4 separate regions of the Homo sapiens genome follow, and all the other regions are linked to region 4. Evidence: chromatin contacts called from ENCODE Hi-C or POLR2A ChIA-PET data. All regions are on one chromosome and are shown on one strand. The core of a region is the stretch at or near the end of the contact, and the rest is flanking DNA. Distances in the headings are between cores, read along the strand shown.

Region 1 (6,914 bases), core at 274-2,773, 680 kb after region 4:
CTCTTCCGTATACAGCATAAGCACTATTCTATAAAATCCCCAGCAAGCCTTTGTTTCCTTGCAGTCAGCTCCTTTTCTGCTGATTCTGCCCATTGCTCCCTTGCAACGTATTTTCATGCTTTCTCTAATGATTCTGCCTTTCTTTACTTACAACTGCCTTGGTAAATTTTTCTGCCACAGCGCCACTGGCCTCAGATAGTCACCACTCACCTGCAACAAGCCTGAGAGCCAATTAAGACAAGGCTTTCCCCAAGTAGCACAAATGTATATACCACTACTGTAGTTACTTAATGTACTCATTTATCATTTTAAAATTACCTTATGTACCATCAGTTACATGGTATAACTCTTACAGGAAAAACCAAATTAATGGAACTCTGCAATTCAATGTACCCCTTCCTCTGCCTCCAGCAGAAGCAACAGGGGACATAAATTCCAACTTTAGATGCTACTCTTATAGCATCTACAAGACTTACTACACTGTGTGTGTGTGTGTGTGTGTGTGTGCGTGCGTGTGTGTGTGTTACAGAGTCTCACTCTGTCGCCCAGGCTGGAGTGCAGTGGCGGGGTCTTGGCTCACTGCAACCTCTGCCTCCTGGGTCCAAGCGATTCTCCTGCCTCAGCCTCCCGAGTAGCTGGGATTGTACAGGCGTCCGCCACCACGCCTGGCTAATTTTTGTATTTTTATTAGAGATGGGATTTCACCATGTTGGCCAGGCTGGTCTCAAACTCCCTACCTCAAGTGATTTGCCCGCCTCGGCCTCCCAAATTGCTGGGATTACAGGTGTGAGCCACAGCGCCCAACCGTACTTCTTACACCTAAAAATGGTTCAAAACACCATAGAATAATTTTCAAAATAATTGAATTCTGAGTTAAAATTTTTCAGCACTTTCAGGGGCCTGAGCTTTTGCTATGAATCTGGATCTATTCTCAAGCCATGAAGTAGCGTATTTTTGACCATGTTGATTTGAAATTCATTCCGTTGTTTCCTTCTTTTTTAAAACCTAAGGGAAAAACAAACAGACATACACAGGATTTGAAAAGCTGGAAAGCAGTGGGTAGCGGCTCGGGAGAAGATGAGGGGTCAGATTAGAAGACGAGAAAGGAATCCAGTCCGCCCCAGACAGGACAAGTCCGGAAGGATGGAGGCAGCGTTTCCTTCCTCAACAGCCTAAACGCCTCTATTTTTTACATCCAAACTTAGGCCATATTTCTGCGGCGCCAAGAAAACGCAGTAAAAGCAAAGGCAAGATGTCCTTAAAAAAAAAAAAGGTCACATTCACAGAATACCGAGGAGACGGAGGCAGCTCTGCAACCCGTCCACTGAGACGCGGACACGCTCCCCACAGCCCCGGCCCCAGGCCCGCGCCCCTTCCCCCGCCGGCGGCTCGGATGGGTCGCTAGGGGTCGCTGCGCGCCGCGCGGGCGAGGACCGGCCTCTTTCCCCCACCTCCACCGTCTCGCTGCTCCGCCCCCGCGGCGTAGTCGGCGCCAAAATCAAACGCGTCCTGGCCTGTCCCGCCCCTCTCCCCAAGCGCGGGCCCGGCCAGCGGAAGCCCCTGCGCCCGCGCCATGGTAAGGACTGAGGCTACGGTCCCGCGTCTTCTTCCTCCCTAGTGTGTGGGCTTCGCCGCCCCTCGGCTGCATGTGGATCCCGGCCTGGCGTTGACCGCCATTCCGGGCCGCGGGAGCGGTCGCCCGGCTCTCGGCCTCACCGTGTAGGGGCCCAGCCCGGCCCCGCCGCAGCCACTCCGCACTCTGCGGCGTTCCCCGCCGCTCCTGTCCGGAGTCCCGAGGCGCGGGGGCATCCGCGGCCTCCCCGCCGGCTGCACCCCGCGTCTGTCCCCAGGGCCCGTTCGGGCGGGTTAGGTTAGAACGCGGGAAGCGTTCGCGAACGTGACCCGAGAACTTCACCAACCTGGATTTATCTAAAAGACCACGGGGCCCTTGAGAACCTGGGCTCCCTACGCCTCCAGCTTCGGCCCCGCGTGGTGTAGCCCCCCCCATTAAGAACGGGGAGAGAAAGCGCAAGTGGGCGGGAGGGACTGCGGGGAGCGAACGTCTTGATCCCAAAGCGCACTCCTGGTTTGTCACCATTGAGTGGTTTTCTGTATTGTAATATGTAGAGCACATTCCAGAACTGCTCAGTTTCGAGTTACCTAATGGATCTTCACTGTGTGCCAATTAGTCGATTTCTGTGAAAACGCCCCGGTTTCTGCCAAAGGGCAGGAGTCGCTGCTCTTGTGCCGGGTGCTGCTGGTTGTGTAGGGCGCTGTTGCTTTTTTAAGGACGCTCTGCACTGAATTAGGCTTCCTCGTGGGTCATGATCAGTTAAGTCCTGGTAAGATCGGCTTTGTGAGCTTAACGTCTTTCTGCTCATCAAATCATTTTCATAAACCTTCAAAGTTTCATGCCGTTTTTTCTGCTTCAGTTGGCGAAGAATCAACATCTGGTTAAATGGATCTAAGATTTTAATATCTTCATTTACTTACGTGGCCGTTAAATGTTGCCGAGCTAAGGGGGGCAGGGTGGGACACCAGGATCCAGTTGTATGGTATTTATTTGAAGATATTTGTCCAGATGTAGTTATAAATGATAACGGCTTCTTTGTGGTTAAACTAACAACCCAGCCACCTGGGCGTGAAGTGCTCTAAGGAGCCAAACAGGACTACAGTTAAAACAAATCTGTTAGCAGTGCCCTTCTGTGTTACAATTTTTCTCTGCAGAGTTGCTGGCCTCGTATAACTGACTTGGAGAACTGTGCAGCTCAAACGCGCGTTGTCCTTTTACCTAATCTATCTCTCTACACATGAATCACCTGCTAATACTAAATGTGTTAACTCTTTAGAAGCTTACCTCCGATAATAGAGAATCCTTTTAAAAAATTAAAGCTTTTGATAAGATGTGGACTTCCTATTTTTTAATATGTGATCGAGAAATAAATTTAGTGTTGGTCAAAGGTAAACTTTTGATTGATTATGAATTAATAGCTGTTTTCATTTGGTTAGGCATCCTAAGTAAATAGTTAATGAGTTCAGGCAATTTTTGAAATTGGAGAAGTGCAGTGCTGAACTCTGAGAGCAGCAGTGATGTCTACTTAATAATTCTTCATAATTTTATCGTAATTGATTAGTAGGGCTGGCTGTAGGAATTCCATAACTTCTAACTGAGAAGGTTCCTCAGATAACATGATTTTTTAAGTGGTTTAAAATACTTCCAGAAAGCTTCATAGTCCTTGAGTCAGGTTTTGAGTCTCCTGACTTACTAATTTGAATGCATCTCTAACTTATACTATCAGGTTTTTCCTAGTCTTAATTAAATATTAGATAAATCCTCATTGATTTTTTTGAGAAGTTTCTAAATATGAGTATTAATATGGCATCTTTTTACATTAGTTATTTTAATTCTGGCTATGATACTCCTACTGTGGTTAATAATAGAAATTATTTCTAGTCATGAAAGAGACTGATGAATAAATCAGCCTGAAAACAAGGTAAATGGATGATACAGCTCATCCACATTTCTTGAGTAACTTTCATAGCTGCTGAGCTGAGTGTTGAGAGCTTTCCTAAAACTGGGTACCCCAGGACGCTAGATTCTCCTCATTGCCTGCCTCTGGGGGGCAGATTCTTGTGGAGTGCAAGGAGCTGTTTCGAATATCAAAATGTTAGGAGTCTTTCCTAACACTTCAGGATCTGCTTTCTGCTAGTGCAGCGACACACTGAAATTCTAAAGGGATTCCCATTGCCCCGCAGCGCCCTTGACATGGCCTTCAGATTCTGGGCTGACAAAAGTAGGGTTCTCAACCCTGGGGCACAATTAAAAAATATGTTGGAGAGGATTTTTAAAATAAGTTGGAGGATTTAAAAAATATGTTGCCCAGGTCCCATTCCAGAGATTTTGATTCCATTCATTAGAGATGAGCCTGGGCATCGGTATTTTTTAAAAACTCCTGAGGTGATTCTAATGTATGGCAGTTTAGGACCTATTGGACTAGAAAAATATGTTGAAGGAGTCTTCTAACTGTTATGAATTTCATGCTTGATTTGTCAGATACTGCAGAGGTGAGAATGAAGGGAGGCAAATAGAGCAGTCCTGGACCCTAGCTCTCAGCCCTAGGTTTAGTGAGCAGATCTGTATGGGTTCCTGGAGTTTGCCTAACTGAGATTTCTCTGATTTGTCTCTTCAAGCCAGGCAATACATGATGTCACTGAATTCACTATGATTAATTCACCTGTTATATCTATGGGAGTATGGTAGGTGTTGGGGGGCTTAGGAGCCTGAGCAGCCTCAAATTTTAGAGTTGGGGGCTTTAGATACATGGTCCTAAAATTAAGAGCTTTATGTCTCCCTTGTCTAACTTGGCACTAAGCCCTGGAAAGGCAAAGGCAGTTCATGTTCTGAAGAAGTTTTTCAGTGTGCTGATACGGACAAGTAAACATCTTTTCAATGTAGTGAGTGATTTGATGAAGGTGTGTTCTGGGAATACATGCTTAGCCTGTGAACTCAGGGAAGTTCTGGAGGGAGAGTGCCTAAACTAAGCCTTGGGAGATGTTTTGGAGTTTTGACTAGGCAAGAAGTGAGGATGTTCTAGGTGGAGGAACATTTTTTTTAAGGATGGAAATGAGAGCATTCTTCGAGTAGATAATTACAGGCAGTTTTTGTATTACAAGTTGCTTAGGTCTCCATACTGTTAATGGCAAAGTTTGAGGTGGGGTGTGGTGGAAGAGGCTATAAAAGGTAGGTTGGGGTTAGGTGATAAAGGGCCTTGTATATCATACTGGGGTACTCAGAAACGTCTGGATGTCTGGGAGCCACTGGAGGGTTTTGAGCAAGGCAGGGAAAAAGGTCTTATTTATGTTTTCCCAGTGCGGAATGTGAACATAGAGGGTGAGTCAAAGTGTGGTTAGGGGACTGGAGGTATATTGCAGGAGATAGATGATGAAGGCCTGAATGAGGCAGTGGTAGTAGAGATAGAACAGACAGGACAGATAAGAGAAATAATTAAATGCTGAAACTGGCAGAACTTGGTGATTGGTTGGATGTGAGATAAGGAGGTGAAGGTACCTAGGATGACTGTCAGGCCTCTGGCTTGGGTCACGAGATAGTATCTGAGACTCAAGGTCTAGAACAGCAAGTTTGTGGGGAGTAGGTATGAGAGAGGAAGAGTTCAGTTTAGACTGACGGAGTTGAAGTTTGTCCAGCAGGCGGGTAGATGCATGACACTGAAGCTCAGGAGCACACCCAGGGGTGAATGTAAAGATTTGAGGTCTCAGCATAAGTGTTAATTAAAACCATGAAAGCAAATGAGATCAAAGATAAGATATTAGGAGATGGGATCAGTAGCCAAACCCAGCAGAAAAACAGTGTTTGAAAGTGGACCGAGGAAGAAGAGAAAAATATAAACTTTAAGCTATTTATTTACCCATATTACTCATCAAGAAACACCTGATCATTTTATTCCTGTGGGAATGAGTTAGTGGGTTGTTGTTTTTTTTTGTGTGTGTGGGCTTTGTTTTGTTTTGTTTTGAGACAGTGTCTTGCTTTGTTGCCCAGGCTGGTCTCAAACTCCCAGCCTCAAGTGATCCTCCAGCCTCAGCCTCCCAAAGTGCTGGGATTACAGGTGTGAGCCACCGCCCAGCCAAGTTAGTGGGTTTCTAGGTTTTACAAGAATTAAGACTCACTCACTCCAGTATGTAGCCAGAATGGCAATTCCAAATCCTTGTCTTCACTTATGTAAACTCACGTTTTCTGATGATGTTTTTGGTTGGATGGGGCAGTCTTTAACTGTTGTTTTATGTCTGCTTTTTAAGCAAACAATTTATATTCCTTTATAATCCCCTACAATTTTTGAGAAAGATGCAGATCACATAAGAAATATTAGTGTGGAGTTTTTTTATTAGAGAACTGGAGGTGATAGTTCTCACTCTTTTTTTTTTTTTTTTCTGTAAACCTTTGGTTTGGAGGAAATTTGGCTCCTTTCTCTTTTAACTTAGGATTTAGCTTTATATATTCTATGTACAATATATTGTAAAATTTATTATTAACATATATTTCAGCTACATATTGTCTTAATTTCAAGTTGGCTAAAGGGTATTACAGAAGAATAACCTGAGTGGGCTTCCATTTTCTACTTGGATAGGCCTTTCCCCCTTCCATCTTCTCTTCCACATTGCTGCTATAATTAACTTAACGAAAATGCAACTCTAATCTTGTCACTAGTCTGCTTTAGAAATTACTCAGCAGCTCCTCATTGTCTAGAATGAAGTCCACTGTCAGCTGGACAGTCAGCTTTCCATAACCTGACCCCACACCTTTCTCATCCCATCTGCCAATCCCCCTACATACTTCATACAATAACTGTCCCCCACTGCTTATCCTTCTGGGGAATTCCATGTACTTCCATAACATTGTGCCTGTGTGTGGTCTCCCCAAGATGTGCTTCTAACCATTTCTCAATTTGCCAAAATCCTTTTAATCTCTGTCCTTAGGTAACCCTTCTTCCTCTGCATAGTGGAATTCATTGTGTTCTGGGTATTTATGTAACAATTGGTGCATGTAGCTGTTCATTAGCTATAAATAGTTGCATCTATATATTTTCTCTGAGAGATTGTAAGCCTTTGGAAGGTCAATACAGTGGCTTATCATTGGTTTACTTTATAAATGCTGAATTTCTACAAAATGCCAGGCTCTGCCTCAATTTACAGTTACCATCTTGGCAGCACCTACCACAGTGGTTGGCAGATAGTAATTAAAATGAGTCTTTAGGTCTGACTTTGAGAGTATCAAACCTGTTGGCATCAGATAAGACCATGCATAAAATTTCAAATGTTGCAAATCCAGTTGTTTTCAAAATGTGTTTAAAAGCATTGTTTACTTGTTAATTTTTTTGCTTTAGTCAAAGAAAAAAGGA
Region 2 (7,086 bases), core at 1,300-3,799, 780 kb after region 4:
GTTAAACACAGCAACCAGGCATCACCAAGATTTATCAATAACACAGTGGCCCATCTAGTAATGCCCAGAGCAGGAACCTAAGAAAATATCAGCATATACTTACAGCCAATACACAGATCTGTCTCCCATGGATATAACTCAGAAATTACAAAAGGGAAATAGTAGACACTATAGTTTTTAAGCCTTTTAATTTTTTTTTTTTTTTTTTTTTTTGAGATGGCATCTTGCTCTGCTGTTGCCCAGGCTGGAATGCAGTGGCTTGATCATAGCTCACTGCATCCTTGAACTCCTGGGCTCAAGGGATCCCTCCGACCTCAGCTTCCTGAGTAGCTGGGACTACAGGTGTGGGCCACTATGCCTGGCTAATTTATTTTTTATTTTTGTAGTGACAGGGTCTCATTTTGCTGCCCAGGCTGGTCTCGAACTCCTGGCTTCAAACAACCTTCCTGCCTTGGCCTCCCAAAGTACTGAGATTATAGGTGTGTGCTACCACACCCAGTTCCTTTTTAATTTTTAAAAGATTTTAGATTTTTTTTTTTGAGGCAATCCTTTCACATTTCTCACAACTCATCGTGAGTTGTTTTAATGTAAAGTTATTTTCCAGCAGATTGAAACAGTGAAGACCTCTGTATTCCAGGAGGGCAAGTGTTCTGCCTCTTCAAGATAGCTGAAGGAAAGGAAACTGTATAGCTCCCTGCAGTTTAAAAGTTAGTTGCGCACTGATTGCTTCATGAATAAAGCTGGAAGATCTAAGTTTGGGAGTGAAGGAAAGAGGATCTGCGGCCGGGCGCGGTGGCTCACGCCTGTAATCCCAGCACTTTGGGAGGCCGAGGCGGGCGGATCACAAGGTCAGAAGATCGAGACCACAGTGAAACCTCGTCTCTACTAAAAATACAAAAAAAAAAAAAAAAAAAAAAAAATTAGCCGGGCGCGGTGGTGGGCGCCTGTAGTCCCAGCTACTCGAGAGGCTGAGGCAGGAGAACGGCGTGAATACGGGAGACGGAGCTTGCAGTGAGCCGAGATCGCGCCACTGCACTGCAGCCTGGGCGACAGAGCGAGACTCCGTCTCAAAAAAAAAAAAAAAAAAGAAGATCTGAAAGAGAAAAATTGGAGAATACAGTCCCAGAGATTCATATTTCTAGACTCAGATCTCATGGACATTTTTGCCTGATGTGAAAAAACATTGTCCTGGCCAGGTGCAGTGGCTCACGCCTGTAATCCCAGCACTTTGGGAAGCTGAGGCGGGCAGATCACCTGAGATCGGGAGTTGGAGACCAGCCTGACCAACACGGAGAAATCCCATCACTACCAAAAATACAAAATTAGCCAGGCATGGTGGCGCATGCTTGTAATCCCAGCTACTCAGGAGGCTGAGGCAGGAGAACTGCTTGAACCCAGGAGGCAGAGGTTGTGGTGAGCCAAGATCACACCACTGCACTCCAGCCTGGGCAACAAGAGCAAAACTCCATCTCAAAAAAAAATACACTGTCCTGCCCAACCACACTCGCTGGTTTACTGCTCCCAAACCTTGAATAAAATTCTACAAGAAGATGGTGTATTGATGATCCATTCTATGCCTATCATTCTGCATCTGACTTCAAGTCTGTTTTATGACAGTTTCCATGTCTCCTTTAAAGAGCCCTTTGCTTTTGCAGGAAAATGAAAGATATTACCAGTCTTACAAAAGCATGTGGCTTCATATATTTTGAGTGCTATGAAATATTAATTTTTCTAAAACTGACATTATTTAGCAATTGGAAATGTGTTAGCTCTAACTTTCTTTTATGGGTACTTTTCTGTGGTTATAATATACAAAATTAAATTTACCACTTTGATCATTTTTAGGTGTATAGCTGTGCGGCATTAAGTACATTTTAGGGGCATTTTAAAATCTCTTCCTACTCTCAGTGCAGAGGTTCCTTCCTGCTTTCTCTATAAGTCATATCCAGCAGATAGTATTTAGGAACCCTTCATTTCTCAACTTTGTTTTGACAAAATTAGGAGTAATTCTATTACCTCTTTTTAAAAATCGGGATTCTAGGCCGGGAACAGTGGTGCACGCCTGTAATCCCAGCAATTTGGGAGGCCAAGGCAGTCAGATCCCTTGAGGCCAGGAATTCCAGATCAGCTTGGGCAACATGGTGAAACTCCACCTTTATTTTTTCAAAAAAGCGATTCTAAAGTGGAGTGGATGAAGGACTATGTCTTTCTTACTGGTTTATTGCTCGTCTGTGACTTTTTATTCACTAAAGATCCCTCTTAGGTAGATCTTAAACTTTCTCTCGCTCAGACTAAGTGATTTCAGTTTCATTATCTATTAATAGATACCTTTGCCCACACTTTAGTCGTGGAGTTCTCACAGTGGTTCTTCTCTGATACCTTGCCCAAGGTTATTTATATCCTGTTAATTTAAAAGTCTAGTAGTAGTGTCTGTAAACGCCGCTTAAAATAAAACTCACCAAGGGTTTGCCAGAATAGGTTTCTGGAGAAGAATCGCTGGTGTGAGCAGGAGCTCTGTCCCAGTGGGGCTGCTGAGTGTCACCCACTCCCCCACTGCGATTTTCTCACTGTCAGTCCCACCGCTTCCTGCCACTTGGTCTGGCTGGTCTTTTTTTTTTTTTTTTTTTTTGAGACAGGGTCTTGCTCTGCCACCCAGTGCCCAGGCTGCAGTACAGTGGCATGATCTCGGCTCACTACCTGGCTCAAGAAATCCTCCCACCTCAACCTCCTGAGCAGTTAAGACTACAGGCACATGCCACCATGCCTGGCTAATTTTTTTTTTTTTTTTTTTTTTTTTGTAGAGATGAGGTCTCACTATATTGCCCAGGCTAATCTAGAACTCTTGGGCTCAAGAAATCCTCCCGCCTCGGCCTCCCAAAGTGCTGGGATTCCAGGCATTAGCCACCGTGCCCAGGCTGGTCTCACCTTAAAAGCAACCGCCCAGATGAAGAAAAGCATTGCTTTCTTCAGTTCCTTATAGTTGAAACAGTATGACAGTAGGATAAACAATGGAGATGTTAAACTACGTTTTCCAGAGCAGACCTGATTTCAAATACCCTGAGCCATTGTCATACCTCATGTCAGGCAGTTGATTTGCTTATTCAGAAAACGTCCAAACTATCAATGGAGACTAAATGGAGGAGAAGTTACCCAAGCACCCCAAGAATAAGATGCGCCTCGAGACCATCTTAGTGCTCACTCGTGCCCCTCCCAACACGGTTCCTTTAACGTTGGTCCTTGATGAATATTTGTTGACTGAATAAATGAGTGGGGGATGGCCAGGTGCGGTGGCTCACGCCTGTAATTCCAGCACTTTGGGAGGCCGAGGCGGGTGGATCACCTGAGGTCAGAAGTTCAAGACCAGCCTGGCCAACATGATGAAACCCCATCTCTACTAAAAATACAAAAAATTAACTGGGTGCGGTGGTGGGCTCCTGTAGTCCCAGCTACTCAGGAGGCTGAGGCAGGAGAATCGCTTGAACCCAGGAGGTGGAGGTTGCAGTGAGCTGAGATCGTGCCACTGCACTCCAGTTTGGGCAACAAAAGTGAAACTCCATCTCAAAAAAAAAAAAGAGTGGGGGATGGACAGGTTTTAGAGACATAACAGCCCCTGGTAAGCAGAGTGACCCAAAAGGGGAAGCAGGGGCAAGTTCGGCAAGTTAGAGTGAGAGTAATTTTTGACCTAACGCAGGTGGGGAAGAAAATGAAAACCTGAATAGGTTTGAATTTGATCATATCGTGCTGGCTGTGACAACCCTAAATGATTTACAAATGGCTCATTAAAAAAAAAAAAAAAAAAAAAAAGTGTATCATCCGAATCCTCAACAAGAAAAAAAAGGAGCAAGAAAAAAGAATTCTCTTTTGTCCCTCCTACCCACATCTTTGCATGCCTGTCACCCCTCATGGATGCCATCCTCACTGTTCAGCGTCCTGTCCCCCTGATGCCCCATGGCTCTCACTTTACACTGATACAGCCAAACGTATCAGGAAGAACCAAATGTCTTCCTCCAAACTACACTTTGTCCTAAAACTATTCCTTTTAAAAACACACTTCAAATAAAGTTTTCAGTTCCTCAGAGTTGGGAAACTGTTCGATTGCCTTGTTATATGCATACTTAAGCCATACTCATCAGGTACTTAGTGATCAATACGTGTCTCCAATTACTTGATTAAAATACTGTAAGTCTGAATGACTGATAGGCTTCATTCTCCCAGGGAACATCTATGTTTTCTAAATTTCATTAGCCTAAATGAATCTAATTGATAAAATATATTAGGACCCTTCTGTGACAATTGTGGGCAATGTTCTCTGTCTACTGTCAGGCTGGAAATAGAGCTGTCAGTGACTTGGTATCCCAGTTTTATCCTGTTATAGTCTGTGGGAAGCCATTGTACATCAGTAGGGGAAAAGGCATAATACAAACATTTTAGAAAGTTTACTAGAGCAGGCCGGGTGCGGTGGCTCACTCCCATAATCCCAGCACTTTGGGAGGCCAAAGTGGGTGAATCACCTGAGGTCAGGAGTTCGAGACCAGCCTGGCCAACATGGTGAAACCCTGTCTCTACTAAAAATACAAAAAAAAGAAAAAATTAGCCTGGTGTGGTGGCACGCGCCTGTTAATTCCAGCTACTTGGCTCAGGAGGCTGAGGCAGGAGAATTGCTTGAACCTGGGAGGTGGAGGTTGCAATGAGCCGAGATTGTGCCACTGCACTCCAGAGTGGGAGACAGTGCAAGACTCTGTCTCAAAAAAAAAAAAAAAAAAAAAGAAAGAAAGAAAAAACAAAGTTTACTAGAGCAGTAAAGTTTAGTCTAGAGTTCCAGGAGGACTCTACCAGGTGATTTCTACTGCTGCTGGTCCTGGTGCTCATTGCCATTTAGGCTGAGTCCAGTGGAGGAAAGTAGGTAGATTCTGAGCTTAGTGATCCTGAGGAGTGCTACCTGGTTCTGAAACATGCACCAAACACTTAGGATGTACTAGGGGTTGGGGATACAAAGTAAGTGAGATAGAAAAAGGGTGATCAAGTCTACCTGAGGGGAGCACAGAAGAGAGGGTGACCAACTCTGCCTGAGGGAATAGAGGCGACAAGTAACCAAGTCTACTTTGAGAAAATGTAGACAAGAAGGTCATCCACTCCACTTGAGAAAGCTGCAGAAGGCTTCACCAAATAGAAAGGACTGAGCCTCACAGCACTTGCCATCTTGTTCTCATGTAGTTATAAAATCTTTTTGCCGGGCGCAGTGGCTCACGCCTGTAATCCCAACACTTTGGGAGGCCAAGGTGGGTGGGTCACCTGAGGTCAGGAGTTCAAGACCAGCCTGGCCATACAAAAATTAGCTGGGTGTGGTAGTACATGCCTGTAATCCCAGCTACTAGAGAGGCTGAGGCAGGAGTATTGCTTGAACCCAGGGGGCGGATGTTGCAGTGAGCTGAGATCACGCCACTGCCGTCCAGCCTGGGTGACAGAATGAGACTCTGTCTCAAAAAAAAAATAAATAAAATAAAATAAAATCTTTTTATAAATCTGGCTTTACTACTCTGCTGCTCCTTGAGGGCAGAGATTGCTTGTTCCAAGGTTTAGGGTAGATTAATGTACTACTTGGTATAGCATAATCATTGCTATAATTACTATTTTTAAATTTATTATTTACGTATTTATTTTTAGAGACATGGTTTCCCTATGTTGCCCAGGCTGGCCTTGAACTCTTGGGGGCTCAAGTGATCCTCCCACCTTAGCCTTCCAAGTATCTGGGACTATAGGAGTGAGCCACTGTGCCCAGCTGTAATTATTTTTGAAAGAGTTGACATCTTTTGTCTTGAAAGATGAGTAGAAATGCATAGGAAAGAAAGGATAAGGTAGCACATGTGGAGAGAGAACACCATAGCAAAATCACGGAGTTGGGAAATCCAGTGTGGTTGTTAGGAACACAATTAATTCATTTCTGGGGTTTGGAGTGACTGGGGGATAGGGATTGGAATAGAGGAATGCTAGAAGTGTGGCCAAGGATCAGTGTGAAGGGCCTTATAGGCTCTGCTAAGAATTTGGACTTCATTCTGCAACAGGAACCCATTCACAGTTTTAAAGCAGAGAATTAATTAGGTCAAATCTGTTTTAGAGGGATTACTGGCAGCAACATTGAGAGAGATAGGAGTGAAGGGAGGTTAGAGGCAACAGTCGGCAGTCCTTTTGTGAGTGGGGAGTGGAGGGACAGACATTTGAGAGAAAATTCAGAGTAGCACTCTTAGGATTAAGAGAATAGAAGGAGTTGAAGATTACATCAAGTTTTTAGTTTGAATTTGAACATTTGAGCATATAAGAAGAGAAGCAAGAAGGGGGAAGGAAGGAGAGATGATTAATTCAATTTTGAATACTTTGAGTTTGAGGAGCCTGCACATTCCAGGGAGAGCCATTGTATATGCAGCTGGTAGCCTGGAGGACAGGTTGGGGCCAGAGATACAGTTTGGGCTGCCGTAGTTGGAACCATTTGATTGGGTGAGGAACCCAGAGAGATCACATGGAGAGAGAAGAGAAACAGTCAAGCCCAGGGGAAACTGAGATTCCCTCCGTTCTTTTTGAAAGTTCAATGTCTTTCTCCCTTTTATAGAAATTATCTAAAAACCAACAACAGATCACAGTAAGTAGAAATGCCAATTTTTACCCCCAGAAATTCTTTAACTTCTGGCACTCTAAGAGGTGAGCTGGCACTTTCAGATTCAGGAGTGCTTGTCTGGGAGTTGACAGCTGTGTAACTTTAGGTAATGCAAGGCCTTTGGTGGAGTCAGCTCATTCAGGAGTCTACCAACAGCTCTTGAAATGTCTGCACATGAATCCCCAGGTGCAGGAGCCAGCCCAGCGCAGAGGGAGAAGCTTGAGTCAGAGCATCAACACAATGGAACTTTCAACATCCCTGTTCTTTTTTTCTTTTCCGTTGAAGTGGAGTTTTGCTCTGTTGCCCAGGCTGGAGTGCAGTGGCACGATCTCCGCTCACCACAACCTCCACTTCCCGGGTTCAAGTGATTCTCCTGCCTCAGCCTCCTGAGTAGCTGGGACTGCAGGCGCCTGCCACCATGCCCAGCTAATTTTTGT
Region 3 (7,207 bases), core at 86-2,585, 820 kb after region 4:
ACAACCCGGCTTTGCCTAAGTGGGAGGAAGGGAATGGGCAGTGGGAAGGCCGACAGCAGTGTGTGCTATGCTGAGTGCTATGCTGGGCCACCTGAGCTCAGCGAGAAATGAGCGGTCTAGGGCAGTGTTTCTCGAAGCCTGGTCCAGGGACCTAAATCAGCATCGCTTGGGAACTCGCTAGACTGGCCGGTTCTCAGACCCCACCCCAGACCTGGTGTGAATCAGAAGCTCTAGGGGAGGAGCCCAGAGATCTGTTTTAACAAGCCCTCCAGGTGGCTCTGATGCACGCTCAAGTTTGAAAACCATTGGCCCAGGGTGAGGCAGCTCAGGGACCATGTTACAAAATATACTTTTTGTGGAGGATTAAATAATGAGAGGTAGAAATAGTCTTGTAGGTAAAACAGTGGGTGGAAATTGGGAGATGGTTGCTTTTCAGCCTGACTTACCACCACTGGCCCAGGATTTTATCAAACCTAGAATCCGTACGTATTCTCTTCATAGGGTATGGAGTGTTAGCTGGTGGATCGAGTGTGTCCGAAGAAGTTCTGCTGCAATGATGCACATGGGGGTGGGGTTCCAGGCTGAGCTTTGGTGTCCACCTATCAGGGTCTCATATGTCCTGGCATGCCTGGTAAATAGGTGGGTTAGGCCATTGCAGGTCAGCTTCCAGGGGAGGACTGAGGAACCTTCTGAGGGAGAATTCATTCATTATAAGGGAAGTAAGTTTGGCAGAAAACCTTGGCCCAGTAACAGAAAGTCTCAGTTGTTGGATGGGAGTGGCCACTCACAGCACAGGGTGGTATGTGTATTCAGATCTGTCTCCTGGCCCAGGCCCCTGTGGAGCTGCACAGGCGTGTGTGTGTGTGTGTGTGTGTGTGTGAGAGAGAGAGAGAGAGAGACACCCTCGTGGGCCTGTGGCTGAGCTGTATGTGTGTGTGTGGGAGTGTGCGAGAGAGAGGAGCCAGGGACAAGGAGAGAGACCCTTGTGGGCCTGTGGCTGAGGTGTATGTGTGTGAGAGAGAGTGAGAGAGACAAAGAGACAGACAGACTCTGGTGGGCCTGTGGCTGAGATGTGTGTTTGTGAGTGCGAGAGAGCAGACAGGGACAAAGAGAGAGACCTTTGTGGGCCTGTGGCTGGTTGTGTGTGTTTGTGTATGTATGAGAGACAAGAGAGACTCTTGTGAGCCTATGACTGAGGGGTGTGTGTGTGTATGTGTGCATGTTGAGAGAGACCCTGGTGAGCCTGTGGCTGAGTTTTGTGTGCGTGTGTGTGTGTGAGAGAGAGACCGAGACCGTTGTGGGTTTGTGGCTGAGTTTTGTGTGAGAGAGAGAGACCCTGTGGGCCTGTGGCTGAGTTGTGTGTAAGAGAGAATGAGGGTGCGTGAGTGCACCAGTGTGAGTGGGGTTGTTGGGGCATGAGGAAGGATATTACTTAAGGCAAAACTGAAAGAAGTGTTCTAAAAATTCTGTGAGAAACTGGGGTGGGCGGAAGCAGCACGGGGCACTGCCCACCCCAAGGGGACTTCCACACCCCGTCCTGCAGCTGGAGGGCCAGGGCTGCCTGTGGGAGGAGTGGGGACCGGGCCCTGGTGAGGGCAGGGCCCAGAGGAGGCAGCCGGGAACTTGGAGAGAAGGAACAAAATTGGGACAAGGGCCTGGGCCTGGGATAGCCCAGCCTGTTGTGTGCCACTTACAGGGGAGAAGGGCCTCCCCAGCCACACAGCAACCCGGGGATTCCCTGCGGCTCTGTTGTGGTGGAGTGGGAGCATTTGCCAGCTGAGGGGGCTGGATGGAGTAGGGCAACAGGAAGCAACTCAAGTTCAAGTGTGGTGTATTAATTTCCCAGGGCTGTCTAACGAAGTGCCACAAACTGCGCGGCTTTAGAACAACAGAATTGTATTCTCTCCTCACAGTCCGGTGGCTGGAAGTCCTCTGTCAAGCCGGCAGGGCCACGCTGCCTCTGAAACCCTCGGGGAGTCCGCCCTCGCCTTTTCCTAGCTTCTGCGGGCTCGCCGGCAGCCTGTGGGGTTTCTTGGCTTGCAGCTGCGGCACTCCAGTCTCTTGTCGCACAGCGCTCTCCCTGGGTGTCTCCGTGCTTTCACGTGGCTGTCGTATAAGGACACCAGTTATATTGAAGCAGGGGCCCACCCTACTCCAGTCCAGCCTCATCTGGACTAATTGCATCTGCACCAACCCTGTTTCCAAGTCAGGTCACATTCTGAGGTACTGGGGTTAGGACTTTGACATATCATGTTGGGGTTGGTGGAGACACAGTTTAACCCATAACACATAGTCCCCAGCGAGACTCGTCTGTGAGCCCTTGTGAATGTCCCTCACTTGTTTTCCTTGCCCTCCCCCAACACCAGGGCTCCTGAGAAACGCCTTTTTGGTATTGGGCTGGTGATGTGTGAAGCGATCCACTGTGAAGCTTCCTTCCTGAGAGCTGCACAGACCAGTCTACGGCAGCTTTGGACTCCTGGGCTCCAGCCGCAGCTGCAAAACCCACGCAGTTTCTTCCCAGCTCATTGAACCTGGCCTTTTGGTTGAATGGATTTTATTTCTGAATTATTTCTTTGTGTATCTGTAGGAGCACGTCCAAGGAAAATTCTTTATTTTCACAAGATTGTGAGCACTGGGGAGAAGTATTTTTTTCTTGAGACAGAGTCTCACTCTCTCACTCAGGCTGGAGTGCGGTGGTACGATCTCAGTTCACTGCAACCTCTGCCTTCCAGGTTCAAGCGATTCTCCTGCCTCGGCCCCCTGAGTAGCTGGGGTTACAGGCATGTACCACCATGCCCGGCTAATTTTTGTATTTTTAGTAGAGACGGGGTTTCACCATGTTGGTCAGGCTGGTCTCAAACTCCTGACCTCATGGTCCACCCACCTTGGCCTCCCAAAGTGCTGAAATTACAGGTGTGAGCCACTGCGCCTGGCCCAATTTTTTTTTTTTCTTGCGGAAAATAAGTGGGCAGATTTAATAATGAGCAAATAGGCAAAACCATGAAATCAAACCTCGTTCCTTGTGTCAGAATTCAGAAAAAAGCGACTAATGTAACTGGTGCCAGGCTGTGTGTGCTGTGGTGTGTCTCTGTATGTGAGTATCTTAAACTTGTTTCATTATCAGTTTAATTTAGCAAATGAATACGAGTTGATTCCCAGGCTGAAGCAGGTCTTGGTGGGCCATTCTGTTGGTTTGCCAGGAGAATCCTTTTGTTATTTCCTGGAAATGCTTGAATCATAGATGAGTCTCTTCCTGCGTCCGTGTATTTCAGCTGCAGTTTTCCAAGTGTGTAATAGTGCTGTCCATAAGGAATAGCTGCTGTTACTGTGAATTGAAATACTTAACAGGTCTACTTTCAGGTGGATAAATGTCACATCCAAATTGCGTGTTAGTTTGACTTTCAGGTAACTTAATTAGCAGATTCATGTTTTGGGAAAATCTGATCTGTGATCCTGAAATTGGTTACAGTTGGTGTAATTCGTGGGTAATTAGGCGCCTTTACAGTGACTACTCTAGTCATTAGAGGGCTGGGGTAATTTGAGGTTGAAATGTGAGAGTGAGATGGAGAAGGCACTTGCTCTCTAGTCCTTAATCTTTTAATCCATTTAACCTGGGTTGTAAATTCAGGCCTTATTTTAATTTGAAAGTATGTTTAGGGAGCTGGGAAGGGGTTTCATTAATTCACCACTTTCAGGTAATATAGTTAGGAGAGGGAGGTTATTCCTAGTTGTTTATTTGGGTAAACATAAAGTTATTGTGAGTACTGGAAGGGCTCATGAAAGTTATGTTGCTCCTTGTTGGAAACAAAAGCTTCTAGATTTAAAAAATGAGCGGCCGGGCGTGGGGGCTCATGCCTGTAATCCCAGCACTTTGGGAGGCCGAGGCGGGTGGATCATGAGATCATTAGATCGAGACCATCTTGGCTAACATGGTGAAACCCCATCTCTACTAAAAATAAAAATATTAGCCAGGTCTGGTGACATGGGCCTGTAGTCCCAGCTACTTGGGAGGCTGAGGCAGGAGAATGGCGTGAACCCGGGAGGTGGAGGTTGCAGTGAGCCGAGATCACGCCACTGCACTCCAGCCTGGGCGATAGAGTGAGACTCTGTCTCAAAAAAAAAAAAAAAAAAAAAGAAAGCCTAAAACCCAAAGAAAAGCACCACAAAAACAAGACCCCGTTCAGAGATGTGTCATATAGGTATTGTCCGTGTCGAAGTCAGAAATACATTTGTGGCATGTGGAATAGGCTTTATGGACACACAGATATCAAGTAACCTGATCTCTTGCTGAGTTTAAGGCCTGTCACGTAAATGCACACTGCTTACGTTTTCTTTTTATTTCCACTTTTGAATTGGGGATAAAAGGGGAAACTGGTGAAGGAAAGACATGTTCCTAGAGAGCTGAACACCTGTAATATTGACTAATAGAAGGGAAGAGAGTAGGTAGGAAGTAAGTGCAATAGGAAACTGGTAAACAGAGAAGAGAAAAACCGTGTTTTGAGATGGATTGGAGGCATTTTTTGTCCACACACTTGCTTTGGGGATTTTTATTAGGTAGACGGTAATTAGAGGTGTCAGTCATATGAAAGTAAATCACTAGTCTTTCGTATTACTGTTTTCTCAGTGGTCCTTATCAGTTTTTTTTGTTGCTCTGTAATCATTCATATGGTAAGACTTAACTTTTAGTCATGTAAATTTGTTTAGGGACAATTTAAACTATTTTGTCAAATTAGTCGTTTTATTCCAAGTTGTACGTCTTATGCATTTATTTAGTATAGTGAAAGCCTTATATACACATTTAATATAATTAGTCTCTGGATATTTGGATTATTTTTTAGTAGTACTTTTTTAGAGTGTGGGTTTTTTCTTTTCTTTTCTGTTTTTGAGACAGTGTCTGGTTCTGTCACCCAGGCTGGAGTTCGGTAGCCCAGTCTTGGCTCACTACAACCTCAGACTCCCGGGCTCAAGCCATCCTTCCACCTCACCCTCCTGAGTAGCTGGGACTACAGGCACTTGCCACCGTGTCTGGCTAATTTTAAAATATTTTTTGTAGAGACAAGGTTTCATGTTTCCCAGGCTGGTCTTGAACTCCTAAGCTCAAGTGATCCACCCACTCCCCAAAGTGTTGGGATTGTAGGCAGGAGCCACCACACCTGGCAGTTTTTTCCTTCTTGTTTTGAGATGGGGCCTTGCTCCATCACCCGAGCTGGAGTGTAGGTAGCATGATCATAGCTCGCTGCAACCTTGAAATCCTGGGCTCAAGCGATCCCCCTGCCTCAGCCTTCCAAGTAGTGGGGACTATTGGTCCATGCCACCATGCTTAGCTAATTATAAAAAAAAAAAAAGAAGGTTTTTAAAAGATGGAGGTCTCACTATGTTGCCCAGGCTGGCCTCAAACTCCTGCGCTCAACAGTTCTCCCATTTTGGCCTCCCACAGTCCTGGGATTACCGGCATGAGCCACTGCACATAGCCCAATTTTTTCTTTTTAGTTCACTTTAAATTAAAAATAGAGTTTGAAGAAAATTAGAATTTTAGCTAAACCTTATCCAAATTATTACATTTTCCAAATTGATGAGGCTTCAGGGAGATTTTCAAATATTCTGAATCCTTATTAATATGCACAAAACTTTGTTTAAATCATAGGCGGAATCTCAAGGTTGTGTGTAAAATAAGTCTACCACTTTGGACTTGGGAAAACAAATATTCTGATGTAATAAGTGATTAGAAGAAAATATAATAGTAATATGAAACTGGCATGGCATGCCTGCTAGACAGCCCCTGAAGCATATTGGTTAAACTAGTAGGTTATAAACACAGTCTGTGCTCTGAAGGAATGTATATAGTTTTAAGAGAAGGAACATGTGACTTGGGCTACACTTAAAGTGTAAGGTGTGTTTATGAGCAGAGTTTTAAATTTAGGTGTTTTTTTTAACTTATATATCTTTTCTGGCTTTGTATAATTTGGCTCAGGGCTGGGGGCAGGGTGGAAAGAATAGACTGGAAAGTGGGGACCAAGATGGAGGAGTTGAGTGGATAAGAGCAGCAGGCTGAGCTCAGGAGGAGAACTTGATAAGGAGTAGGGGAAAGGAAGGTCAGGAATGAGCCAAGGCTGGGAGATCAGATGGTGAGATACAGGTGGATGTGGTAATGATGACCTGAGGCAGGAGATTTTTGTCTAACCTCAAGGTAGGGTAGTAGCTCAGTGGCTAAAAGATATGCTTGGGACTGGGTGCGGTGGCTCACGCCTGTAATCCCAGCACTTTGGGAGGCCGAGGCAGGTGGGTCACAAGGTCAGGAGATCGAGACCATCCTGGCTAACATGGTGAAACCCCATCTCTACTAAAAATACAAAAAATTAGCCGGGCGTGGTGGCAGGCGCCTGTAGTCCCAGCTACTCAGGAGGCTGAGGGAGGAGAATGGAATGAACCCAGGAGGCGGAGCTTGCAGTGAGCGGAGATAGTGCCACTGCATTCCAGCCTGGGTGACAGAGTGAGACTCTGTCTCAAAAAAAAAAAAAAAAAAAAAAGATATGTTTGGGGCTGGGCGCAGTGGCTCACACCTGTAATCCCAGCACTTTGGGAGGCCAAGGCGGGTGGATCACAAGGTCAGGAGTTCGAGACCAGCCTGGCCAGTGTGGTAAAACCCTGTCTCTACTAAAAATACAAAAAATTAGCCGGGCATGGCGGTGCGCACTGGTAATCCCAGCTACTTGGGAGGCTGAGGCAGGAGAATCACTTGAACCCAGGAGGTGGAGGTTGCAGTGAGCCGAGATCGCACCACTGCTCTCCAGTCTGGGCGATAGCACTAGACTGTCTCAAAAAAAGAAAAAAAACGCTTGGAGCCAGACCGTCTGGGTTTGAATCTGATGTCATACTGCTTAGCTGGTGACTTTTGGTGAGTTGCCAAACCTCTCCATGCCTTAGTTTGCCCCTCTCTCAAATAGGGGTATTGTTAATAGTACCTACCACAGAGTTTGTTTTGAAGATTACATAAATCTGTGTAAGGCATTTAAAAGCCTTGCATGTAAATGCTCTAATGTTACCTGCTATGAAGTTGAAAAGGTCATTTTCTTAGTGGTGGCTGCTGTGTAACAGTGATAAGGTTTCCTGATCTGGCTGACACCGTTCCCTGGCTTCCGGGTGACAGAATCCTTTTTTTAATGAGTTGTGTCTGAGAAGCTAGAATTGTTGTGGGTAAGGACCTGGG
Region 4 (7,443 bases), core at 4,673-7,172:
TTTCCCAGACATGCAAAAGCTGAGGGAATTCGTTACCACTAGACTGGCCCTAAAAGAAATGCTTAAGGGAGTCCACTGAGAAGCAAAAGAACAATATTTATCATCATGAAAACAATGTTAGAACACAAAACAAGCTCAACACATTTTTAAAAATTGAAATCATATCAAATATCTTCTCAGACCACAACAGAATAAAACTACAAGTCAATAATAAGAAGAACTTTGGAGACTGTACAAATACATGGAAATTAAATAACATGCTCCTGAATGACCATTGAGTCAAGAAAGAAATTAAGGAGGAAATTTTTTAAAAAAGGCTTGAAACAAATAAAAATGGAAACACACCATGCTAAAACCTATGGGATACAGCAAAAGCAGTGCTAAGAGGGAAGTTTATAGTAACAAATACCTACATCAAAGAAGTAGAAAGATTTTAAACAGACAATCTAGTGATGCATCTCAAGGAACTAGAAAAGCAAGAGCAAATCAAACCCAAAATTAGTAGAAGGAAAGAAATAATAAAGATCAGAGCAGAACTAAATGAAATAGAGACTAAAAACAAACAAAAAACAAACAACACTACAATGAAATATCATTTCATTGAATGGTTATTTTTGGGCACAGTGGCTAATGCCTATAATCTCAGCATTTTTGGAGGTCAAGATAGGAGGATCACCTGAGGTCAGGAGTTTGAGACCAGCCTGGCCAGCTAAAAATACAAAATTTTTAGCTTTACTAAAAATACAAAAACTAGCTGGGCATGGTGGCACACTTCTGTAGTTCCAGCTACTTGGGAGGCTGAGGCAGGAGGATCACTTCAACCCAGGAGTTGGAGGTTGCAGTGAACTGAGATCACACCATTGCACTCCAGCCTGGGTGACAGAGCAAGATTCCATCTCAAAAGAAAAAAAAAAAAGGTTATTGTTGAAAAGGAAAAAGCATTCTTGCCTCATCTCTGGCAAGAATGCAGAGATAAGGGAACTCTTACACACTGTTGGTGGGAATGTAAATTAGTACAGCCACTATGGAAAACAGTAGGGCAATTTCTCAAAAAACTAACAAGAGAACTACCATACAATCCTCAATCTCACTACTGGGTATTTATCCAAAGGAAAATAAATCAGTATATCAAAGGAATAATTGCACTCGCGTGTTCATTGCAGCACTATTCACAATAGCCAAGATATGAAATCAACCGACGTATCTATCAATGGTTGAATGGATAAATAAAATGTGGTATATATACACAATGGAATACTATTCAGTCATAAAAAAGAATGAAATCATGTCTTATGCTGCAACATAGATAAAGCTGGAGGTCATTATTTTAAGTAAAATAAGACAGGCACAGAAAGACAAATATCTTATGTTCTTGCTCATATGTGGGAGCTAAAAAAGTTGATCTTACAAAGGTAGAGAGTATAATTATAAATATCAGAGGCTGGGAAGGGTGTGTGGGTAAGAGTAGGGGAAGAAGAGAGGTTGGTTAATGGGTAGAAACATACAGTTAGACAGTATAAATTATAATGTCCAATAGTAGAGTAGGACGACTGTAGTTAACAATAATATATTTTATATTTCAAAGTAGCTAGAAGACAGGACTTGAAATGTCCTCAGCACATAGAAATGATAAATACTTAAAGTGATGGATACCCCAAATACACTGACTTAATCATTATAGATTCTATCCATGCAACAAAAAATATCACATGTGCCCTATAAGTATGTAAAATATTATGTGTCAATAAAAATCCACCACTTACTGATCTCTGCCTTCTGAGTTAAGTGGCTTTGTCCTACATTTACAGTAGTCCCCCATTATCCAAGCGGAACATGTTTCAAGGCCCTAGAAGATGCCTGAAATTATCGGTAGTACTGAACCCCACATACACTGTGTTTTTTCTAAACATACCTATGATAAAGTTTAATTTATAATTAGGCACAGTAAGCAATGAATAACTAGTAATAAAATAGAACAATTACAACAATATACTATAATAAAAGTATGTGCATGTGATCTCTCTCTGGCTCTCAAAATATCTTATTGTACTGTACTATTTGTGGCCACGGTTGACCATGGGTAACTGAAACCACGGGTAACTGAAACCACGAAAAACGAAACTGTGGATAAGGGGGGACTACTGTATAAGTCTTTAAAATTGGGTAAGTCAATAATGTATTCACATATATGTTAAAGCCTTTGATATATCATGTATCACCCTGGACTAGTAAAGGACATTTGTCTTCCAGAAAACCTCCTCATTAAAATGATTCTGCTTGGAGAACTACTGCAGCCAGATCAAATAGCGTTTTCACTGGTAACCTTGGCCAGTGAAGACTGGTACATATGGGTATGATGAGGTTGGGTGTGGGGTGGGGAATGGGGTTGGTGGTTGGTGCGGCTGATGGTAATAATCCTTTTACCTAGAGGTCAGTGAATCTTCCTTGAGTATCCAGACCCCGCCCCCCCCTCACTTTACTTCTTTTGGTTACTTCTATGAATACTGTAGCCGCTGTTACTATTTCAGCATCTTTTTTTGAGAATTTACTAAGAACCAATCTCTATGCTCTGCCTTGTACCCGGATTATCGATTATCTCATTTTGTCCTCACCATTTTTTCAGATAGACATTAGGGCAAAGAGGTTACACAACTTGCCCAAGATCACAGAGCTCACATGGAGGAGTGACGATTTGAAACCAGGGGGCCGATGGCAGAACCAGAGCTTATAACCCCACACAGTGTTTTCCCTCCCTCAGGGAGGAATGCAATGCTTGCAAATCATAAAGTTTGGCCATAAAGTGGTGAATGAGAGGGAACCTCCTGCTCCCATTCCTCCGCCTATACTAGGAGGTGGCTTTCTGGCACAAGGCAGGACAGAGGAAAGGGTTCCCAGAAACCTCGGCTTTACTGGGGCTCTTGCTAAGGCTCCTCAGCTCAGATGCGTTGCCAGAAAAGCTGCCCAGAAGGACAGGGTCTTTTCAGCACCTCTCTGAGGAAGGTGAATGAAGTCCCTAGAAGAACACTTTGCATCTTAGTCACCATTTGACCCGTGGCCCCGGGAAAAGAGAAAATAGGAAAGGAAACAAGCTAACAAGAATAATGGGGACATCTAGACAATCGGGAATAAAAGAGAAACGGAAAGAAGCATACCAGATGGTCCTGGCCTGTGTACATTTACTTTTCAGCGTGAGACAACGCTGTTCACAGGTGGCCCTTGGTGGAACGGTGGAGTTAAAGAGGCTGAAAGTTCTCTCTGCAATGTCCCCCTCCCACATGCCCTCACATATGTTTTCTGCATTAAGCATCATTTGCTCTCTCAGATTCTCTAGTGGCTATTTAAATAAATGAGAATCAAGGGATTGTTCTCTTTCTCTCTCTCTCTCTCTCTCTCTCTCTCTCTCTCTCTCTCTCTCTCTCTCTCTCTCTCCCCCCAACTCTATGATAGCTTCAAAATAATAAATTACAGTAACTGGGATGTATTGAATGCTTAGTATGTGCTAGCTGCTAGGATACACATGTGCTATCTAATTCGATCTTCACAACTTTATTGCCCACATTTTACAGATGAAGAAACTGAATCTTGAATGTCTTGCCCTTGCCCTGGGGTGCAATCCTGTCATTTATATTGTTAATTTCTACTGAGTTTTGAAGGTGCATTTCCTCAAGCATAGGTGACAAATAACAGATGAGGGTCTGGTCATAGCTCTGCCACTTTGTACTTATAGAATTTGGACAAATTACTTTTCTCTTGATGACTTAATGCTCTAATCTGTACAACTAAGGAGTGATCCCCAAGGTCCCATCTATTTCCACATCTCTGTTGATTCCAAAGTGTTCTACCTTGTTTTTAAGTAGTTTTTGAATAGGTAATCTGCACATGGTACTCAGTTCAGAAAGGAAGTTTCGCTACCACCCTTTCCCCAAGTTACTCAGTTTCCTTGCCCAGAAGTAACCACCGTTTCTGCTCCTTTGAGAGAAACTCTATGCATATACAAGTATAAGTATTGTTTCCTGTTTTCTCTTTTTGACACAAATGGTAGCACAATTTATATACTTTCTGCCCCTTGCTTTTTTCACTTAAAATTTTATCTTGAAGATCATTCCATGACTGTATAGAGAGCTTTTTTCCCCATTGTTTGAATGTATTATAATCTTTTCCTATTGACAGAGATTTAGGTTCTGTTGTGTTTCCAACAATACTGCAATAAACCTCTCTGCTCATCCTTCAGTTTGCACACAGGCAAGCAAGTTCTACAGTGTATCTAAAAATGGGGAGAGCATGAGAGGGTGTTAGGTGCAGGGTAAGAGGGGACAGCATCAAACTACTCTTGGTGGTCTGATCAGAAAAATTCTCTAAGACAACCCTAGTACTCCAGTTTCCACATAATGAGAATTGACAGAAACTAAGGGAAGAACCAGGTGTGCAGGGAGTCTGGGATGTCAAAGGGAGGAAAGTTGAAAACACTGGGGATCAGCTCCAAGAGTTTGTGCAAGGAGGAATCAAATGTCATCAAAAGGTGAGCTGGCAAACAAAGATGAGCCATAGAATCAGATCAGCAGCCAGGAGTGGATTGCCAAGGTGACAAGGTAAGAGTTAGGAAGAAAATCAGAAGTGTACACCAACAAGGTGGAAACCAGAGGAGGTGCCAAAGGCCACAAAAGTATGGATGCGGAGGGCAGCTCAAGGGATTTCCCCCAAAACATGACAGGTGTCCCTCCCATGGCCTATGGGTTAACAGCCACTCTTAATGCAGTGGACATGGGGCCCCCTAAAACCACTGTGTTTAAAGAAACACTGACTAAGGCCCATAATCGTCCATGGAGATTTCCTGCGGGCGGCATCCTGGGCTTCTTGGGTGAAAGTGACCTTTTACAACTTTGGGAGTCCAGCCACTGTGGAGGAAGGCAGAACTCTCTTTCAGGAAATAAGTCTGGAGGTGAACCCTCCAGAACACACAGGGGTACTTCCCTGTGCTGCGCTCCAGGACTCCAAGGACATAACCATAGCATCGTGGAAGGAAGACAGGATTTGAATTCAGAAGAGCTAGGCTTGAGACTGGCTGCTGCCCTCTGCACCCTTGGGGCCTGGGAAGAATTCCCTCCCTCTCTAATTCTCCATTTCCTAAAAGCCAAAAAAGTAGGCCTTCTGCTCTGTCTAGCCCATAGTGTTCATATGAAAGTAAATGAAATAAGAACTGTTAAAATGCTTTAGGAGCCATAAAGCACCATACACGGGCCAGGTATTTGTGTCTTTGTTATTTTCTTCATCCATCACCTGTTCTCTTTCCCCCATCTCTGTACTTGCCTGTTTCTCTGCTGTTCCCCAGAAGGTTAATCTGCCTGGTATAACTTCCTCATTTTACTGCTACTTTACTTCCTTATCTAAATTTGGGCATATTTCAGGGTAAAAGAGGTGGGGCTAGAGGTAAAACTAGCAAAGCTACAGAAGACAGAAATAGGACACAGGGTTAGAGGGCAAAGAGAGAGGCATTAACAAGCAAAAGAATAGAAAAGAAGAAATAAGGAACACAACAGGTTAGAAGCAGAAAGGTGTGTGAAGGTCAGTCTTGCGTGGCTTCATGCCCTGCATGGGACCAAACTCCCAGATCACTGGGTGTGAGGGCCGAGGCTGGTAGCCTCATAAGCTGCAGATTTGGCAGAAGCCCCTGCTGTTAGGTGGCCAAGTCACAGTCATCTCAAGTGACCGCAACACAAACTCTCCCAGGAAGTCTCTCTCCGTTTCACCAGTTCTCTTTCTCTCTGGTCAGATAATGTAGCATTTTAAAGAGATAATGGAAGTGGTCAGTCATGTGAATGATGAAACTAAGCTGCAATACTTCACTTTATTGTTTATCCAAAAATCTTAAGATCACTTGATAATAAACTGCACAGTGTACAGAGTCACTTACAAATACTTATTGACAATATTCACGCAGACACATCTGGGATTCATCTTTCACACATCTGGTGAGGATGTATGGGGAAATCCTTGTAAATGGGAAGAAATGTTTGAGGTAACGCCTGGCAGCCCCAACAGCTGGGCAGCACAGTGTCCCCATTATCCCTGCTCAGGGCATTATCACTAAATGGAAATGACTCTGCTTCTCCAGGAAGCAAACTAGCTAACTTCTCTTTTTCTGAAAGTGAAACAAATGTGCAACCAACACATACGTGCACTGTTTACAATAGCAAAGACATGGAACCAACCCAAATGCCCATCAATGATAGACTGGATAAAGAAAATGTGGTACATATACACCGTGGAATACTATGCAACCATAAAAAAGAATGAGATCAGGCCCTTTGCAAGGACATGGATGAAACTGGAAGCCATCATTCGCAGCAAACTAACACAGGAACAGAAAACCAAACACCACATGTTCTCACTCATAAGTGGGAGTTGAACAATGACAATACATGGACACAGGGAGGGGAACAACACACACTGGGGCCTGTCGTGGCGGGGGGGTACAAGGGGAGGGAGAGCATTAGGACAAATACCTAATACATGCAGGGCTTAAAACCTATATGATGGGTTGATAGGTGTAGCAAACCGCCATGGCACACATATACCTATGTAACAAACCTGCACACTGGAATTTAAAGTAAAATTTTTTTAAAGCTTAATTAATAAACACAAAAATATGTTATAAAACTGCAACCAAGCTCTAGCTTTTAAAGTTAGAAGAAGAAAGTATTATAAACTTACTGAAAGACTGTCACATTAGTAATACAATGTGAAATAAAACAATGACAAGAGAATGCTACTAAACTCAGGATGTCATGAAGTATGTTGGACCACAGTCAGATGCCCCATTCTTTCATTTGTCAATTATGTGAACTCCATGTGCAAATTATTTAAACAATTTTATAGTTAAGATGGTAAAATGAAAGAAAACATGTCAGATGTCAAGCCCTCAAACTCTTCCCTGCGTTGTGGAGTAACTGACATGTTTGAATTTCAGGATGATCAAGAAATCACACCCAAAAGCCTGACTCCTTTTCATTCTCCTGTATATAATGAAGAGCCTGATTAGCATTAGAAGAAGGAGAGAAAAACAAACCAGGAAGTCTTCCAGTGGTTCTCAGCCTAGTCTGCCCATAGAATCACTGAGGCATCTTTCAATAACCTGATGCCCACACCATACCCCAAACTCAGTTACATCAAAATACCTGAGGGTGCAGCTTCTAGGGAGAACGAAGCAGGAGGATCACTTGAGTCCAGTCCAAGGCTGAATGAGCTATGATCACACCAGTGCACTCTAGCCTGGGTAATCGAGCAAGACCCTGTTCTAAATATCGATCAATCTAAATATTTAGGGGTAGAACCCAGGTCTCAATAATTTTTACAGTTCTCCTTGTGGCTCCAGGACGCAGCTGAAGTTGTGTCTCACTTCTCTAGACCCTGCCCACTTCTGGCCTCCCCTGAGCCACACCAGAT

Evidence for each region. A loop is a pair of places that touch in the nucleus more often than their neighbours do. ChIA-PET counts read pairs that join two places held with the same protein, here RNA polymerase II (POLR2A). Pooled maps may share reads with other maps.
Region 1: a pooled map shows a loop between it and region 4 (2.6-fold over the local background). The contact joins the promoter of MND1 here to the enhancer-like site in region 4. A Hi-C loop is called at or near these places in 2 of 50 pooled maps. POLR2A ChIA-PET finds 5 or more read pairs at or near these places in 2 of 52 experiments (OCI-LY7 and WTC11).
Region 2: a map of OCI-LY7 shows a loop between it and region 4 (6-fold over the local background). The contact joins two enhancer-like sites. A Hi-C loop is called at or near these places in 1 of 168 maps with a recorded cell type or tissue (OCI-LY7) and 2 of 50 pooled maps. POLR2A ChIA-PET finds 5 or more read pairs at or near these places in 1 of 52 experiments (OCI-LY7).
Region 3: a loop to region 4 is called in a map with no recorded cell type, with 3 times the contacts of the local background. The contact joins two enhancer-like sites. A Hi-C loop is called at or near these places in 5 of 37 single-sample maps with no recorded cell type and 2 of 50 pooled maps.

The regions. Positions count from the first base shown.
Region 1 is chr4:153,343,165-153,350,078 of GRCh38, forward strand. MND1 (meiotic nuclear divisions 1) reads left to right here and starts at 1,524. Exons shown (of 8, transcript NM_032117.4): 1 at 1,524-1,576; 2 at 6,900-6,914. The coding sequence starts at 1,574. RefSeq lists silencers at 1,293-1,602, 1,733-1,892 and enhancers at 2,373-2,432, 2,513-2,632.
Region 2 is chr4:153,437,027-153,444,112 of GRCh38, forward strand. No RefSeq gene overlaps it. Among named protein-coding and RNA genes, the nearest start is that of TMEM131L, 26 kb to the right of the region's middle. Within about 2 kb of position 2,550, at least 7 of the 41 ENCODE cell types and tissues checked have a DNase peak (open chromatin) inside an H3K27ac peak, as active enhancers do; they include OCI-LY7, where a contact is called at or near this core.
Region 3 is chr4:153,486,841-153,494,047 of GRCh38, forward strand. The region is part of intron 3 of TMEM131L (transmembrane 131 like); the gene reads left to right. Among named protein-coding and RNA genes, the nearest start is that of TMEM131L, 24 kb to the left of the region's middle. RefSeq lists enhancers at 703-752, 763-812, 963-1,082, 1,183-1,252, 1,433-1,602 and 2 more. Within about 2 kb of position 1,336, at least 28 of the 41 ENCODE cell types and tissues checked have a DNase peak (open chromatin) inside an H3K27ac peak, as active enhancers do.
Region 4 is chr4:152,657,914-152,665,356 of GRCh38, forward strand. All of the region lies in intron 1 of TMEM154 (transmembrane protein 154), which reads right to left. Among named protein-coding and RNA genes, the nearest start is that of TMEM154, 18 kb to the right of the region's middle. RefSeq lists enhancers at 3,010-3,059, 5,681-5,750, 5,841-5,920. Within about 2 kb of position 5,923, at least 4 of the 41 ENCODE cell types and tissues checked have a DNase peak (open chromatin) inside an H3K27ac peak, as active enhancers do; they include OCI-LY7, where a contact is called at or near this core.